Regions from separate parts of the Homo sapiens genome. Here region 2 is linked to region 1. Evidence: chromatin loops called from intact Hi-C (ENCODE). Cell type or tissue: MCF 10A. All regions are shown on one strand. Each heading gives the region's core, and the rest is flanking DNA. Links, peaks and the distances in the headings are about the cores only.

Region 1 (6,452 bases), core at 973-5,972:
ACCACTCTGAACCTTAATTTCATTATTTGTAAAATACAAACAGTATGTAACAGTATATAACCCACTAGACTGTCAAAAGTTAGAAATAACTTTGGCTTTCAGCAAGGTTTCTGCCACATAAATCGGCCTGCAAGATGGTACAGAGGCAGCCAGAGTAGAAGTAGATCTTCCCATTCCTGGAAGCTTCCCAGTAGAGATAGGATTTCAGGAACTGCTTAGTAGAAATAGTTTATAATAAAGGAAGAAGTAGTAGGAAATTATGTGTTTAGTTATTCTGTATGGGAAACTTAAATGAAAACCTGAATTGGACACCACCCAGAGCTTGTGCCTACTCTGATACCTTACAATTTTGTAGACTCAGCCCAGGAAGCAAACAGGTGAGGCAGCACAGACAGACAGCAGACTGTGCCTTGCAGACTTCCCTCCTGTGTATGTTCTGTAGTCACCAGACCAGAAGCCTGCTGTTGGATCAGTTTGTGGCTGAGCTCGGGGAGGTGTGGCAGGGAGGGATTTATTCCAAACCTTCTAAATCAGAAGAGGAAAACAGCTGTCACCAGCAGAAAAGAAAGTGGTTGGAATGAAGCCAGCCAACAGTCAGTTATGAATTCCTTCTCCCTTCAGGCTTTATTCCCCTCCCCCACAAAGGAAAACAAAACAAAATAAGACACGTGCATACTGCCACATAACTGGCATGAGAAGCAAAGCCACGGAAGGCTTTTGAGGTGACTCCATGCATATTCCTGCCATTCTCCCTGATACTCAGATCTCATAGTCAAGCCTTCCCTGTCTATAGGGAAAGGGAGCATTGGGTTAGGTTTCGCTCACTTCTGATTGGGTGGGCTTCAGGGTTCACTGAACCTAGGATGAGGTACAGAGAGAATTCTAATGCCTGAGCCTGTCTTCCAGATTGGAAAAGGATGCAAACCTTTAAAATGCCGTGATTGTAACTGAACTTTTATAAAGGCAGTGATAATTCAGGGGCAAAAGAGTGCTATTTATAAGTTAGTTTGTGAAGGCTCCAAGAAAGCAAAGCTGAATCTTGAGCTTATCTAAAGGATTAGTAGGGTTTAGGTGGAAGAGTGGCCAATCCAGTAGACTGGCCTAGATGCCACGGAGATGGGAGAGAGTCTAGATATTTCCCACCAAGGCCATCTCCAACCATGAAGACTTAGCTCAGGTGTTACCCACTCTAAGAAGTATTCCTAGTCACCTCTGCCCCTCTAGGTTGTCCCCCTCTGTGCCTCTTTAAACTCTTCTTTCTAGTATCATAGGTATCATATCAGCAGACATTACAACCTATTGAACTTCCTTTGTGTATAGGGACTTGAAAACCCTTGTTCCCAGGCCTTGGGGGAACAGGCTTACCATATGGTAGATGAATAAGCATAAGAATACATGAAGAAGGAGACCTGTCCAGCTAGAGCAGAAAGACTAATTGTAGGGAGCATCTGGGGAATGGGCTTGGTCAGTGTGCCCTGAAGCTGAGGGAAGGAGGCAGAACTGTAGGTTGGCTGCTCGGGAGGTACAAAAGTCATAATAAGGCCCCGGGCCAGGCGCAGTGGCTCACACCTGTAATCCCAGCACTTTGGGAGGCCGAGACGGGCGGATCATCTGAGGTCAGGAGTTTGAGACCAGCCTGGCCAACATGGCCAAACCTTGTCTCTACTAAAAATATAAAAATCAGTGGGGTGTGGTGACAGGCACCTGTGGTCCCACTACTTGGGAGGCTAAGGCAGGAGAATCACTTGAACACGGGAGGCGGAGGTTGCAGTGAGCCGAAATGGCGTCACTACACTCGAGCCTGGGTGACAGAGTGAGACTCTGTCTCTAAATAAATAAGACCCTGAACACCCGGACCATCAGGACAGTGACTGGTAAGGGAAAGGGACCTGTGGTTATTTGTCAATGAGATATGTAGGGGAGCAGTGGCACAAGAATGTCAAATTTGCAGGGAGCCACCACCCCAAGAAAAAAATATGAGTAAATCCCAAGTTTGACAAAGCAAGTCAAGCAGGGTGGTCACTGATATTATCATGAGTCTCCATTTTATAAAATGTTAGTTTTTATTAGTGCATCTAAAATAGGATTTAGGGCCAGGCGCGGTGGCTCACGCCTGTAATCCCAACACTTTGGGAGGCTGAGGCGGGTAGATGACTTGACGCCAGGAGTTTGAGACCAGCCTGATCAACATGGTGAAACCCCGTCTCTACTAAAAATACAAAAATTAGCCAGGCGTGGTGGTGCACACCTGTAATCCCAGCTACTCGGGAGGCTGAGATAAGAGAATCGCTTGAGCCCGGGAGGCAGAGGTTACAGCGAGCCAAGATCACGCCACTGCACTCCAGCCTAGGCGACAGAGCGAGATTTATTTTTTCTGTCTCAAAAATAAATAAATAAAATAGGATTTAGATATCCAGATGATTTGTACACCACTTTTTAGCAGCGTACTAAAAAACCGGACTCTGAATTCTGTTCCAGTAGTAATGTGAAATTTGCCCTGTTGTGAATAAGCACAGTCTGATAGTTGCAGTGGAACATCCTGAGGGTAAAATGAAGCCAGCTGCAGATTTAACACTTCTTGTGGACTATCCACCAAGCAAGATTAACTTTTTCAATTACCTAAGAACTGTGGTTCTACAAAGATGAATACCTTACAGCCTGATGGGGCTTGGGGCTTATGGGCAGGAAAACCAGGCGGGAGATATACCTCGACTCCTTTGGTTTGGTTATACAGGTCAACAAGAACAAAAAATGGCGGGAACTTGCAACCAACCTCAATGTGGGCACATCAAGCAGTGCTGCCAGCTCCTTGAAAAAGCAGTATATCCAGTGTCTCTATGCCTTTGAATGCAAGATTGAACGGGGAGAAGACCCTCCCCCAGACATCTTTGCAGCTGCTGATTCCAAGAAGTCCCAGCCCAAGATCCAGCCTCCCTCTCCTGGTAAGGATGGGGTCAGCGGCCCCACCAAGGCTGAGAGGGCCTGTTGCCCTGGCCTCTTATTCAGGATATGAATAAGAGGCTTATCCAACAGGATATGCCAAGGATCTGTGCTCTGCCTTGCCCTACCACAGGGCTTAACAGGTTGGCTGACTAGAGAGTGGGCAGTGGAAACTCCCTTGGGAGGTACTCTACGGCAGCTCTTAAGTTTTAATTTTTGTTGTGCAGCTGACAACTTGCCAAATGTTTGTAAACTGGTGAATGGGAGGGGCACAAGAGGAGTCGGTGGAACTTATAAATGGCAGCAAGGCAGGGCCATCTGGGAGCTTTGGCCTATTGATGTCAGCACCTTAGAATGCAGCTCAGACTAGAGCCCTGAATTCCCCAGGGAGCTGAGATGGTAATGAATGGGAAGGAGGGAGTGGGGAAGGGTTATGAATGGAACTCCCTGATGGGAGTGGCTCTGCTCACCCTCCTTTCTGAGAGGAGGCTGAGGCCTAGGGTGAGCCTAGAGAGGGAAGAAGGCCAGGGTGCCTGGAAGGTGGGTGTAAACACATGTGCCCTGGTGTTGACCTCTGAGGGTGTAATGAGTGCCTGAGATGACTCATCAGCTGGGGAGGCCTCAGCAGTGGGATATCTACTGCTGGGAATGGTAACTATTGGAAACATTAATTACTAGTAGTTTTGTACTCATCAGCTTAGAAGAACATTTGAAGTTGAGGAGTGACACCATGCTGGATGCTTTAGAACAGGAGCTCCTAGACTCCTAAAATGCATCCCAGATTTGGGACCCCCTTCCCACCCAGGACTTGGGAGGCTCTGACTGGAGCTCATGCACCAGCATTACAGGGTTTAGTAGGTTAGACAAGGTCCTTTGGCGGAGTGAAGAGAAATAGCCAGGGAAGCTGGCAATGACTCAGGGAATCACCAGCATGGTGATGTCATGGCCACATCACTCCTCTTTTCTACACGTAAAACAAAAACAAAGAGCTACAAAACCCTCAGATTCCCGTCTTTATGACCTGGCCTTGTAGATCCTCTGCTAAGAAGGGTGATCAGGCTTTAAAGGCCTTAGGAAGAACTTTCCCAAAGAGATTCTGGGTCGTTCGTGTGTTTGTGTGAGAGTTAAACACTGTCATGCCAAGCAAACTACTCAACTTGTATCTCTGTCCACAGCGGGATCAGGATCTATGCAGGGGCCCCAGACTCCCCAGTCAACCAGCAGTTCCATGGCAGAAGGAGGAGACTTAAAGCCACCAACTCCAGCATCCACACCACACAGTCAGATCCCCCCATTGCCAGGCATGAGGTAAGGCCAAGAGCAGGGGCAGATGGTTGGGAGGATGGCTGAAGATAAGTGCATGGGAACTCCTTGCAGCCCAAGGTGGTCCTTGCCTCTGCCTTCCCAGCCAGTGACTCCTGCGTGTCCTTTGTTATATTGGAGGAATTGGTTTATTTGTGGTTTACTTGGTTTTCCTCACTCTGGAGCAGGAGCAATTCAGTTGGGATCCAGGATGCCTTTAATGATGGAAGTGACTCCACATTCCAGAAGCGGAATTCCATGACTCCAAACCCTGGGTATCAGCCCAGTATGAATACCTCTGACATGATGGGGCGCATGTCCTATGAGCCAAATAAGGATCCTTATGGCAGCATGAGGAAAGGTGACTGATCTGATTGCTATTTGAACTTGTGCTCGTAAAGACAGGGCCAGTGAAATGGGGGGAAATCTTGAGAATGGCTCAGGGTTCTTGTGGAGCCATCCTCTGAGATAATGCATTTCCTGCCCTAACTACCCCTCTTCATCCTTACCTCCTTTCTTGTCTTCTCCTTGGCTTCACCTTGTCATCCCTTAATAAGTACATGCTTTTCGCTGGTTGGGGCCTCTTTAGATCTCTGTTTTGAACTTGTCTGGAAAACAATGAGATCAAACCTGAACTCTGAAGAGGGCCTGGGTCAAAGGGTAGATTACCAGGCTTGTCAACTTACCAGTTTGTTCACCGCTTGCCTTTCTACGCTCAGCTCCAGGGAGTGATCCCTTCATGTCCTCAGGGCAGGGCCCCAACGGCGGGATGGGTGACCCCTACAGTCGTGCTGCCGGCCCTGGGCTAGGAAATGTGGCGATGGGACCACGACAGCACTATCCCTATGGAGGTCCTTATGACAGAGTGAGGTAAGCATGACCCCAGCTCCTGTCCACTCCCCCAGCACCCTGAAGCTATAGTGGGCTCAATCTGCCTCTCCAATTTTGTTTAGGACGGAGCCTGGAATAGGGCCTGAGGGAAACATGAGCACTGGGGCCCCACAGCCGAATCTCATGCCTTCCAACCCAGACTCGGGGATGTATTCTCCTAGCCGCTACCCCCCGCAGCAGCAGCAGCAGCAGCAGCAACGGTGAGTAAAGCCTGGTCTCGGTGCTGCTATGGATCAGGCTTCGCCACTGCCCACCCTAATCCTGTGTTTCTTTGCCTCCTATAGACATGATTCCTATGGCAATCAGTTCTCCACCCAAGGCACCCCTTCTGGCAGCCCCTTCCCCAGCCAGCAGACTACAATGTATCAACAGCAACAGCAGGTGAGGAGGGTAGCTGGGAATGGACTGGCATGCAGGTTCGCCTTGAAAACTAGTTAGTAAACTAATCTAACGTGTTGAAGTCTAAGAAGCTCACTTTAGATATTTTGGCATTCTTCTCTCACCTGACTGGCCAGTCCTGCCTGAAGAGCCACGTCCTCAATCTCTTCTCTATTTGGAGTTGGAAGGGGCTAGAAATAGACCTTATTTTGATTTTTAGGTTTTGTATATTTTTCTACTTAAGCAAGGGAAGGGAAGAAAGAGTGGTGGTTGCTTTTGGAAACAACTTCAAAAGACAATTTGTTAAGGTGATTCCCATGTTTTCTTGGAGTCTGTGTCCACCAAGCATCTGGTTGTAGCCATCTTGGCATCTGTGGGCTTTATGTCCCTGAGTGCAGAGTATTAACTTCCCCTCTGCTTGTCTCTGCCTTAGAATTACAAGCGGCCAATGGATGGCACATATGGCCCTCCTGCCAAGCGGCACGAAGGGGAGATGTACAGCGTGCCATACAGCACTGGGCAGGGGCAGCCTCAGCAGCAGCAGTTGCCCCCAGCCCAGCCCCAGCCTGCCAGCCAGCAACAAGCTGCCCAGCCTTCCCCTCAGCAAGATGTATACAACCAGTATGGCAATGCCTATCCTGCCACTGCCACAGCTGCTACTGAGCGCCGACCAGCAGGCGGCCCCCAGAACCAATTTCCATTCCAGTTTGGCCGAGACCGTGTCTCTGCACCCCCTGGCACCAATGCCCAGCAAAACATGCCACCACAAATGATGGGCGGCCCCATACAGGCATCAGCTGAGGTTGCTCAGCAAGGCACCATGTGGCAGGGGCGTAATGACATGACCTATAATTATGCCAACAGGCAGAGCACGGGCTCTGCCCCCCAGGGCCCCGCCTATCATGGCGTGAACCGAACAGATGAAATGCTGCACACAGATC
Region 2 (11,227 bases), core at 4,161-9,160, 48 kb before region 1:
ATTGAACAAGATAAATAAGTGAATCATATATATAGTATGCTAGTGATACATGCTTGGGAGAAAAAGTTAATCAGGAACCAAGTATAGGAGTGTGCAGGGTTAAAATCTTAGAGGAGTTCACCAGGGAAGGCCACACTGAAGTGATATTTGACATGAAAGTGAGCTATACTAATATCTGGGTGAAGAAAGTATTCCAGGTAGAAGGATCTATGAATACAAAGGCTCTGAGGCTAGAGGATGCCCAGCTGATTTGAGGAACAGTTTTTTTGTTTGTTTTTGTTGTTATTTATTTTTGTTGTTGTTGTTTCTGAGATGAAGTTTGCTCTGTTGCTCAGGCTGGAGTGCAAAGGTGCAATCTTGGCTCAACGCAACCTCCGCTTCCCAGGTTCAAGCAGTTCTCCTGCCTCAGCCTCCTGAGTAGCTGGGATTACAGGCATGCACCACCACGCCCAGCTAATTTTTGTATTTTTAGTAGAGACGCGGTTTCTCCATGTTGGCCAGGCTGGTCTCGAACTCCCGACCTCAGGTGATCCACCTGCCTCCGCCTCCCAAAGTGCTGGGATTACAGGCGTGAGCCACCGCACCCAGCCGTTGTTTTGTTCTTTATTTACTTTATTCGACCCTGAAGTGTGGTACTACTATCTGTTCTGTTGATAAGGAAACAGAGACAAAAGTTGAAGGCACTGCAGGGGCAGAGCTCTTAAGCCACTGCCTAGAACTGGCCATGTACAATAGTCCTCCCTTATCTGTGCGGCGATATCTTCCAAGACCCCCAGTGGGTGCCTGAAAGTACCAGACCCTATATGTACAAATGCCCCTCGGTATCCGTAGGGGGTTGGTTCCAGGACTCCCTGAGGATACTGAAATTTGTGGAATATATAAAATTGCATGGTATTTGCATATAAACCATTAATACGTACATTCTCCTGTATACGTTAAATCATCTCTAGATTACTTATAATACCTCATACAACGTAGATATTATGTAAGTAGTTGTTATGCTATATTGTTTAGGGAATAATGACAAGAAAAAAAGTGTACACATTCAGTACAGGCACAACCATCGTAGGCCTACTAACTACATTTTTGATCTGAGGCTGGCTGAATCTGTGGATGCAGAACCCATGGATACAAAGGTTTGACTGTACTTTGTTTTTCCTATACATGCATACCTATGATAAAGTTTAATTTATTAGGCATAGTAAGAGATTAACAATAACTAATGATAAAATACAACAGTTATGTGATTGTGGTCTCTCTCTTTCAAAATATCTTATTGTATGTAATGTTTTCAGATTGTGGTTGACCGTGGGTAACTGAAACCTTGGAAAGCAAAATCAAGGATAATGGGGGGTACTCCTGTAGATCCAAAGCATTTCAGTTCAGCATTAATAGGGACAGGAATTGCCAGGCCACTAGAGTTTCACTTTCTCTTCTACATTCCCCTTTCCTTTCCTGCTTTTGGGCATAGGGGAGCATTTGTTTGTTTTGTATACATATCTCTTATCTCTGCCTACCTGAAATTTATATTCTAGTCAAGGATACAGATAGCAAACAAGATAAATAAGTAAAGCATTAGTATGTTACGATACTTGCCCAGGTGAACCAGAAAAATCTGAGACTGAGTATAGGAATTTGGGGAAGCTTGATTTTGGCTGAAAGTGCTGCTCATTTGGGAATCTGAGGTGCATTTCTAGCTTTTCTTTACTGGCCAGGCACTGCCCTCTTCAGACCATTGTTTGGCTAAGGAAAACGAATGTACATCTGAATTCTAGAGACACTCTGTGCTGGAGATGGATTTGCACTATAACAGGCATTTCACATACTTATCGTTTGAACTGTCTCATATTTTTGTTAAACAGTTTTTAATCCCTGTTTAAAGATGATTCTGGTGCCAAGGGATGAAGTGACTTGCTTAAAGTGGTGTGAAACTCTATACTTTTTTTTTTTTTCTTTTTAAAAAGGTACAACTGAGGCCGGGCACAGTGGCTCACGCCTGTAATCCCAGCACTTTGGGAGGCTGAGGCGGGCAGATCACCTGAGGTCAGGAGTTGGAGACCAGCCTGACCAATGTGATGAAAACCCGTCTCTACTAAAAATACAAAAATTAGCCGGGCATGGTGACATGCGCCTGTAATCCCAGCTACTCGGGAGGCTGAGACAGGAGAATTGCTTGAACCCGGGAGGCAGAAGTTGCAATGAGCCGAGATCGCGCCATTACACTCTAGCCTGGGCAACAAAAGTGAAAGTCCGTCTCAAAAAAAAAAAAAAAAAAAGGTACAACTGGGCTGGGCGTGGTGGCTCACACCTGTAATCCCAGCACTTTGGGAGGCTGAGGCAGGTGGATCACGAGGTCAGGTGTTTGAGACCAGCCTGACCAACATGGTGAAACCCCGTTGCTACTAAAAATACAAAAATTAGCCGGGCATGGTGGCATGCACCTGTAATCTCAGCTACTCAGGAGGTTGAGGTAGGAGAATTGCTTGAACCCGAGAGGCATAAGTTGGAGTCAGCCGAGGTCACGCACTGCACTCCAGCCTGGTGACAGAGCGAGGCTCTGTCTCGAAAAAAAAAAAAAAGGTACAACCTTCCAGATTGGCCAACATGATGAAATCCTGTCTTTACCAAAAATAAAAAAATTAGCAGGCCCTGGTGGCACAGGTCTGTAATCCCAACTGCTAGGGTGACTGTGGCAGGAGAATCACATGAAACCGGGAGGTGGAGGTTGCAGTGAGCTGAGATGGCGTCATTGCACTCCAGCATGGGCGACAGAGCAAACAAGACTCCATCTCAAAAAAAAAAAAAAGGTACAACCTTAATTTATTTGATTGTCAGTTAACCTTTGGGCATGTAGCCCAAATGCTCCCAGACTGGATACGAGACTCTCTTAAGATTAAAAATACAGATTCCTGGCTGGGCGCAGTGGCTCATGCCTATAATCCCAGCACTTTGGGAGGCTGAAGCTGGCAGATCACTTGAGCTTAGGAGTTGAAGAACAGCCTGGGAACATGGTGAAACCCCATCTCTACAAAAACTGGCTATGATGGCATGTGCTTATAGTCCCAGCTACTCAGGAGGCTGAGGTGGGAGGATCACCTGAGCCCAGGATAGGAGGTTGAGGCTGCAGTGGGCCATGATTGCACCACTGCACTCCAGCCGGGGTGACAGATTGAGACACCCTGTCTCAAAAGAAAAAAAAAAAAAGATTCCTGGCCCGGCCCCCATCCCAGACCTGCTAATTAAGAATCTGGAGGGTAGAATTGGATTGAGTAGCTGAGGAGGTTGAGGTTCAACCTGGTTGATTGTCTTGACCACTCCCTCAGGAAGTTGGTCTGAGAACTGGGATTGGACCCCAGATGTACTTACTGCCTCTCAGTTTACTGCTCTTTGCACCTGGTTGTACTGCTGCCTTTTGAGATAAAAAGTTGTAAAGAAGGGGACGTTTAATTTTATGAGATGACATTTTGGTTCTTGTTTCATAGTTTTCTTGGGGTCTTACTATTGTTTTGGTCACCCTGGTTTGTTTTTGTTTTTGTTTTTGTTTTGAGACCGAGTCTCACTCTGTCACCCAGGCTGGAGTGCAGTGGTGCGATCTCGGCTCACTGTGACCTCCACCTCCCAGGTTCAAGTGATTCTCCTGCCTCAGCCTCCCAAGTAGCTGGGACTACAGGCGCGTGCCATCACACCCGGCTAATATTTGTATTTTCAGTAGAGACCAGGTTTCACCATATTGGCCAGGCTGGTCTCGAACTCATGATCCGCCCTCCTCGGCCTCCCAAAGTGCTGGGATTACAGGCGTGAGCCACCGCGCCTGGCAACCCTTGGTTTTAAGCAGTACCTGAAAGGATTTTTTCCAGAGAAGTTACTTGGTTTCCTTAGTGGCTTTTGTAATTTGTTTGAAATAGGGAGAAATTGGTTAAGTTTAGTCTTAGGAAAAAGTGATCTTCATCATTTTAGGAAGAGCATTTTCTCTGGAAATGATGATAGCCACCTGTTATGGAAAATGTGGCTAATGAAAGTGCCCTGGATGAAGAGAGAAGGACTTATCATTTGTTGGGATTCATTAGTTTGATGCTGTAGCTGCTTTATTTGAAGGGCCCTTTCTGGTGCCAAAGAAGTGAAGAAGCATCAGTCACTTGGTTGTGGTTTTTCTGGCATGCCTCTTTTTGGTAGACAGCTGTGAGGTGGTTATTATGGTTGTTTCTCATAATCTGATTGAGTTTTGCTACATGATTCAATGACTCTTCCCCTTTTGGTCTCCTTCTTCTAACCTTAGTGAGTTTTCTCTTATCTTCTGGTCTGGAAGGATAGAGATATGGTAGTCTATATATCTCTAAGCCCAGAAGAGAATGAGGCCTTTGTCTTGTTTTACATCACTTTCTAGATGTTCTTGGTTTGACATCTGGTTGCAAGCGCCTTCCTGGAGGTTTGATCAGGCTAGTGCTTCAGGGGATATCATTGGAATGGGCTAAGTCTGCAAAGGGGAATGTGTCTGATCTTCTAGAATGGTTTCTGTAAGCAGAATGGGGTAGATAGAACTTTTCACTGATTTTTGTGGTGGTTTTTTTTGTTTGTTTTCAAGATAGAGCCTTGCTCTGTCACCCAGGCTGGAGTGCAGTGGTGTGATCTCTGCTCACTACAACCTCTGCCTCCCAGGTTCAAGCGATTCTCCTGCCTCAGCCTCCCGAGTAGCTGGGATTACAGGCACGTGCCACCATGCCAGGCTAATTTTGGTATTTTTAGTAGAGACGGGGTTTCACCATGTTGGCCAGCCTGGTCTCAAGCTCCTGACCTCAGGCGATCTGCCGCCTTGGCCACCCAACGTGTTGGGATTACATGCGTGAGTCACTGCGTCTGGCCAATTTTTATTCCACTTGGAAATTTATGGAAGTTTGAAAGAATTTTTAAAAAACAAAACTTTTTTGGGGAGTGGTAGTTGCAAACTAGTTGTTGATTCCTCTCTCACCAAAGGCAGATGGTCAGTTTGTTTAGAACTTGAATGAACTAGAATGAAGGAATTGTGAAGTAGAAAACTGAGTTATGGTTCCTAGGTTATGAATGAAGAGAATCATAGGCTGAGTGGGTTTGATTCCCTGTGACAGGTGTTGGTATAATCTAATGAGATTTTTTTATTTTCCTGTCATCAGCTTGGCTTCAGGAAATCTTTAGTGTTGTCTCTGTTGAGGCCAAATAGGAGGTTAGAAATCTCTTATTGTCCTAGGTCATATAAAAAGTCATGTTTCCCCACTATTTAAAACAAGATGAAGGTAGTCTCCTTATTTTAGGAGGCGGGGTCTAGGAGTAAAACTAAGACAAACATGTTTCTGGACAATTTCTCCTCAATTGGGGGCTAGGGGTTCTTGACTAGTCTTCAAAGAAGGTCTGAAATACTAGGGGATATAGAAAAGACAGGATAAGGGGCGTTAGATACAGTTGTCTGGCTGGGGAGAGAAGGGACAATGAGAATGATTTATGCTGGTCATTTTATGTACCAGGGTACATAGGGTGATTTTTTTGGTGGAAGCCTAGTCTGTCCTAAGATATTACTCCTGAGATCTAAGTGAGCCACGTGCAGCTGGCAGGAAGCTGAAAGCTGTTGGTTGGGAGAGGCCTTAATTTTTACACTTGCCCCTGCCTGGAATGCCCTATCACAGGGGAGGGTCCCATACTGGAACTGGATCAACAGCTGTCGCCTGTCCCTGGAATCACAGGAAGCGGAGGACGGGGTGCCTTTGTATAGGGAGCTCTGAAGCCAGACAATAGTTTGTGCTGGCGGGGCCATGTGGCGAGTCATGTGACCTGGGGCTGTTTTCTGCTGGGGTCCTTACCCATCTGTTCTCTCGGCTCTTTCTGGGTTATCAGGCGCCAGTCCAAGTCCTCCCAGGCAGCCAGCTTCATGGCCAGAGATTACGAGCACTAACCTTCCTGGCAGGGGCGGTGTGGCTTCGAGTTTATGCAGATTAGCCATGTGTTTCTCACTTCAAGGCGTTCCACAGGAAAAGCCTTTTCCTGTGTTTGGCTCTCAGTGGGCGGTTCCCAGCTTACTGTACTGGGACTCAGCAAGCAGCAGGCATGCACCAGAGGGATCACAGTACACTGGCCCCCCTCTCCATTCCACCTCCAATGCTACGTCACCACAACACAACCACTCGCGCTCTCATACTGTTGGTGTCATTCATTCGGTGCCAAGATTGCTTTAAAAAATTCCCTTGGCCCCAGTTCAAACAGGAGTACAGCTGGGATGTGTTAGATTTTAGGCAGTCTGCCCTCAATTTGAGATGAGTTATAAATAGCAGTGCCGACTTCCTTAACTACCGCTCTCTGAGGTAAAATGCAGGTTAATTACTGTGGGAATCAATTAGGGGGGTTCTTTTGGTTAAAGAGCCAGGGATGCATTTTTTTAATTATTATTATTAAAAGTCATATAACAAATCTAGCCAGGAATAAATTGAAAGCACAAGGAGTAATAATACTTAAATGTCCAAAAGCCAAGGTTATAGCTCTAGGTTTACACTAGCCCCAACTAGTTAGCATTTAGGATGATAAAATGAGTAGTGGTCAAGACTTCTCCTCTCTGATGGACACCTTTTTGGCAGCTCCTGGCCCAACCCTCTCTGTTCTTATTCTTGCTGGCCCTTGGCACTGTTGAGTACTAAATTTAGCTCCTTAGGGTTGCCGCCTGGTCACTTCTTTCTATTTCCTTGGATTGGAACTGGAGCTTTCCTCAGTTGGACTTTTATTTAAATAAAATTATGAAGTTTCTCTTTCCTGGTGCCACTGCCACGGGTGGTACATTTTTGTGAATGGTATATCTCTGCTTAGAAGTTTTGAGTTCTTGGCTCTGTCTTCTCTGCTCTCTCCTCGGTCATGGTCAGATGGAGAATTTGCAGCTATTTTAATCTGTGAGTTTCACAAAGTGGTTACTTTGGGTTATAAGACATTCAGCCCAGGTCTACCTTAAAAGTCTAGTCTGTTATTTCAGCCGTTTTTGGGGGTCATTTTGGTTTTCCTTGATGCAATAAGAAGTTGTAAGAGGTTCCAGTAGCCAGCTAGTCTGGAGGGTCTTGTAATTCTATTGGCTTGGAGCAGGGGAACTCCCTATGCAAGGGGTCTGTCTGCTAGCTGTTTGTTCTGAATATATTCGGAAGGACAAGCTGCTAGGCATCCTTGCCTTTGATGCCCCTAAACTGCATCTTTTGATACATTTCATTTGGCAGGCAGTTTATAACATGGCCAGTGATCTGGAAGGAGGTGGTAAGTGGTAGATGGAGATGAGGAGTTTTCTTATGGCTCTTTCCCCCTTTTTTATTTTTATTTTTTATGAATGCAGGAGAGTATATAGCAGGGGGCCCGACTTTGCTGATCAAGGGGCAGCATTTTCCTCTCAATTATGTGTCTCTGTGGCAGAGCCTTTGCTTTTGAAGTGTAATCACAGTAATCTACTCCTGTGGTTTCCCATTGAAAGGATTTCCTCTGTCTTTCCCAGAGTGGAATCTCTGGCTTTTTGCAGCTAGGGTTTGGAGTTTCCATCCCCTGCCTTGTGCCTGCAGACTGCTGATACTGGCTTTTGTATCTTGCATGTAGGGATTTTTCTGGTCTGAAATTGCTACTTTCCAATAAAACTGATTAGTGAATATTTAAGGCCCCTTCTCTGTTACGAGAGATTGGGAGATGGCATTTCATCTGTAACTGCAAATCACAAATATTTCACGATGGTTTTAAATGTCATAAGTGTGAGTTATGTCCCTGCTCACCTCCCCTTCTGATTTGAGCAGATGTCTAACTTTTACATGAGATCAGAATAATCTGATTGTTTGAACTGAATATATATTTAGTTTGCCAAATAAGCTGCATATTCTGTTGATCATAAGCCTTTTGTGATGGGAGGGAGTCAAAAATCTGACGACCAGAAAAAGAAAGCATATTAATTTTATTTTTAGAATAAAAATTTCTTTGATGTACATTTATTTTTGGTCTACAAAGATTTCCTAAAGTTGAGGTGGGACATTCCTTGAACCCTTTATAGCCCCCATGTAAGTAGCTGTACTCAATTGGGAGCGCAGGCCTCCGTGTGAGAGAGGAAAAGGTGACTTGTCCTTAGCCTTTTGTTTTTAAGCAGTGTATATGAGGATGCCCCTGCAGTTCTGAAATTCTCTCTGGTATAAACCTTTTTTTTTTTTTTTTTTTTGAGACAGAGTCCCACTCTGTTGCCCAGGCTGGAGTGCGGTGGCACAATCTCCGCTCGCTGCAGCTTCTGCCTTCTGGGTTTAAGTGGTTCACCTGCCTCAGCCTGCTGAGTAGCTGGGATTAACAGGCGTGCGCCACCACGTCCGGCTAATTTTTGTATTTTAGTAGAGACGGGGTTTCACCATATTGGCCAGGCTGGTCTGGAACTCCTGACCTCAAGTGATTCACCTGCCTCAGTCTTCCAAAATGTTGGGATTTACAGGCATGAGTCACTGCGCCCAGCCTTGGGTTTGTTTTTTTTTGTTTTTTTTTTTTTTTTGAGACAGACTCTTGCTCTGCTGCCCAGGATGGAGTGCAGTGGCTCGATCTCGGCTCGCTTCAGTCTTCGCCTCCCAGGTTCAAGTGATTCTCATACCTCAGCCTCCCGAGTAGCTGGGACTTATAGGCATGTGCCGCCACACCCAGCTAATTTTTGTGTTTTTAGTAGAGATGAGGTTTTGCTATGTTAGGCAGGCTTGTCTCCCAACTCCTGGCCTCAAGTGATCCACCTGCCTTGGCCTCCCAAAGTGCTGGGATTACAGGCGTGAGACACTGCGCCCAGCCAGGTTATTCTTAAAGTGTGCTTGTTCTCCCTTGAATATTCTCATCCTTCTTTCTCATCTTTCACTTCAGTCCAACTTTTTTTCTACCTTCAAAGTCATAACCCCTGTGTTAGGGTTAGATTTAGGCTATGACCCTGGCTTTATGGCTAGATAGTTTGATTTGGGCTTTGTCCCCATAGTGTCTCCTACCCTTTTTTGGAATAGGACAGCATTGCACATTGAACAGTCACTGAGCCCAAGCTCTGTACTTTGGTATTTGGGAGAGCTTTGAAGATAAAACACCTGATCTCTGGCTTCCCAGAAGTTAGTCTTGAGAAATGCAATCAGTTAGTTGGAATAGTTAGCTGCAACTAAGTGTTAAATCTTAGGATGCTAACTGGATTTACAATAGGGCATTTAGAAATGTTAGAGATCAAAGTGTACTGAAGATATGGGAAGTGGCTTCATTTTGAAAGGTCAAGTTTCTGTTACTAGAAGCCACTGTGGACAGGAGGGCAGGGCAGGATGCCATTGCATAGAGCTGGGCATGTACAGTATGTGGGGAATCTTGGAGTGAGACTGAAAAAATGTGGAAAACTGGTTCACATTGTAGAGGGCTTTAGAGCCAGGTAAAAGCACTGTTTTATCATTACTGATAATCGCTACCATTTATTGGACATTTAAATACCAGGCACTGTGTGAAGTGTGTTATGTGCATTTAAAGAACTGATGTGTTCAAGGTAGGATGGTGAGAGAGGTAGGATTTGGACCCAAGTCTATCAAATTACTACACTACCCTCTATGTAATAATACTGTGCAGGATTTAGTAGTTAGGAAGTTTGGAACTATTATTGACCAGGGAGTGGTGGAAGTGATTTGGGAACAGCATTGTCCTAGAACTGCTCTAACATAATAAGCCACTAGCCACATGTAGTTATGTGAATTTAAATTAATTAAATGTAAATAAAAATAAAAATTTAGTTCCTTTGTCATATTTCAAGTGTTGAATAGTTACCCATCACAGAAAATGTTATTGGCCAGTGCTTCTCTAGATCACTGGTTCTTAGCTAATAGTATACACCAGACTCATTCAAAGATCTTAAGGAGGTTGGAGAAGAGCACAAGCCCTTCCAGACCCAGTAAATTGGAATCTCTAGGGAGAGGCCTAGCCATTTGTGAAGCTTCACAGAAAATTCTAATCTGCAGCCCTGGTTAATAGCTACTGCTCTAGAAGCTCTATAGTAACCATGGTAATGACTGCCCCTCATGTTGTGGGGAGACCTAGACTGACAGAGATACCCAGAGCAGGCTGATCTCTTTGTTCAACAAAATAGTCTCTCCAGTTGGAGGCCACATGGACAGCAGCTGCAGTCTGTGATGAGATGAGGACCTCAGTGTGATATGTGGCATGATATGGCCATGTAAGCCCCCAAGCTCTTTACAGGGGAGAATGGTGATGTTTTGGCTCCATTGCCAGGTGTATTGGGGAGGACCGTATGCTATTTATTAATTGTTGTTAAATTCGAACTTCCTAAGTAACCCTAAAATCTATGTAGCTCTAAAATTATGATAGGGAACATTATTGGAGCTTCTGATATGGATGAAAGACTTGGGCAAAAATTGTTTAGTTAGGATTGTTGGCAACAGTACTTTAATAATATTGACATGTAGTAGTGATTTGGGACACAGTTTTACTATGACTTTGTACAGTTTAGAAACATGGGGGAGGAGTATTCCCATCATCACTCACCAATTTAGCTGAGATTTCAGATATAGCCTAAGAAATAACTCTGCTTCTCTTTTTTCCCTTTGATATTAAGAAGAACAGCCTCTGTGGCTTATTGTCTTACCTGTTTTCTTTCATGAAAGCTCTACTTCCTCTACTATAAAACACTTAATAGCATTATTAAAAAACAAACACGTACAGAGAACGAATTGTTTGGATCTCCCCTTCCTTTATTTTGGAGGTTTTGTTGTTGTTTAAGGTCTTAACAGCTTAAATTATAGAATAGCTTATTAATTATTGAATAATAGAACTGGAAGGAACCCTAGGGATAACCTAGACCAGTCCTGGGAGGTGGGTTCTAGCAGTCTGTTTTAACAAGCCTTTCAAGTGATTCTGATGCATGCTAAAATCAATGAACCACTGAACTCCTTCATGTGACGGTTAATGATAGGCCTAGAGTATCAGTATCTATTTCACCCCCAATGTAAGAGCTAGTTTTTAAGTTTTATATCAGACCCATGCCTACTCTCCATCTTGTGTGTGTCTTAAAGGTGCTTAGAGAAACTTCCCCCTCCCCGCACACCACCAATAGATATAGGTAGATATTTCTGGCAGGGGAAAGTGTGCTCTGGAGTGCCAGTAGGATAAAGGCATATCAAAAAGTGAATGAGCTGGTTGAACCTGTTGCTCCACAAAGAGCTGGAAAGAAAGCTGTTGCATCAAATACCTGTGA

What was found. A loop is a pair of places that touch in the nucleus more often than their neighbours do. Peaks named below come from ENCODE experiments on the same cell type or tissue, not always from the same donor. Only the 100,000 strongest peaks of a DNase experiment are listed, where the experiment ranks them.
Region 2: a loop joins it to region 1, with 2.9 times the contacts of the local background. A loop is called at or near these places in 32 of 110 quality-filtered maps.

The regions. Positions count from the first base shown.
Region 1 is chr1:26,768,385-26,774,836 of GRCh38, forward strand. It overlaps ARID1A (AT-rich interaction domain 1A), which reads left to right. Exons shown (of 20, transcript NM_006015.6): 12 at 2,735-2,942; 13 at 4,116-4,248; 14 at 4,428-4,603; 15 at 4,962-5,112; 16 at 5,196-5,333; 17 at 5,418-5,514; 18 at 5,945-6,452. Among named protein-coding and RNA genes, the nearest start is that of PIGV, 16 kb to the right of the region's middle. RefSeq lists an enhancer at 3,790-4,989. In MCF 10A, for the core only: no CTCF peak of the experiment used is centred there; a DNase peak (open chromatin) is centred at 3,407.
Region 2 is chr1:26,717,685-26,728,911 of GRCh38, forward strand. All of the region lies in intron 1 of ARID1A (AT-rich interaction domain 1A), which reads left to right. Among named protein-coding and RNA genes, the nearest start is that of ARID1A, 27 kb to the left of the region's middle. RefSeq lists enhancers at 4,225-4,805, 4,806-5,385, 5,416-6,657, 5,445-6,730, 6,546-7,125 and 2 more. In MCF 10A, for the core only: no CTCF peak of the experiment used is centred there; DNase peaks (open chromatin) are centred at 6,097 and 8,447.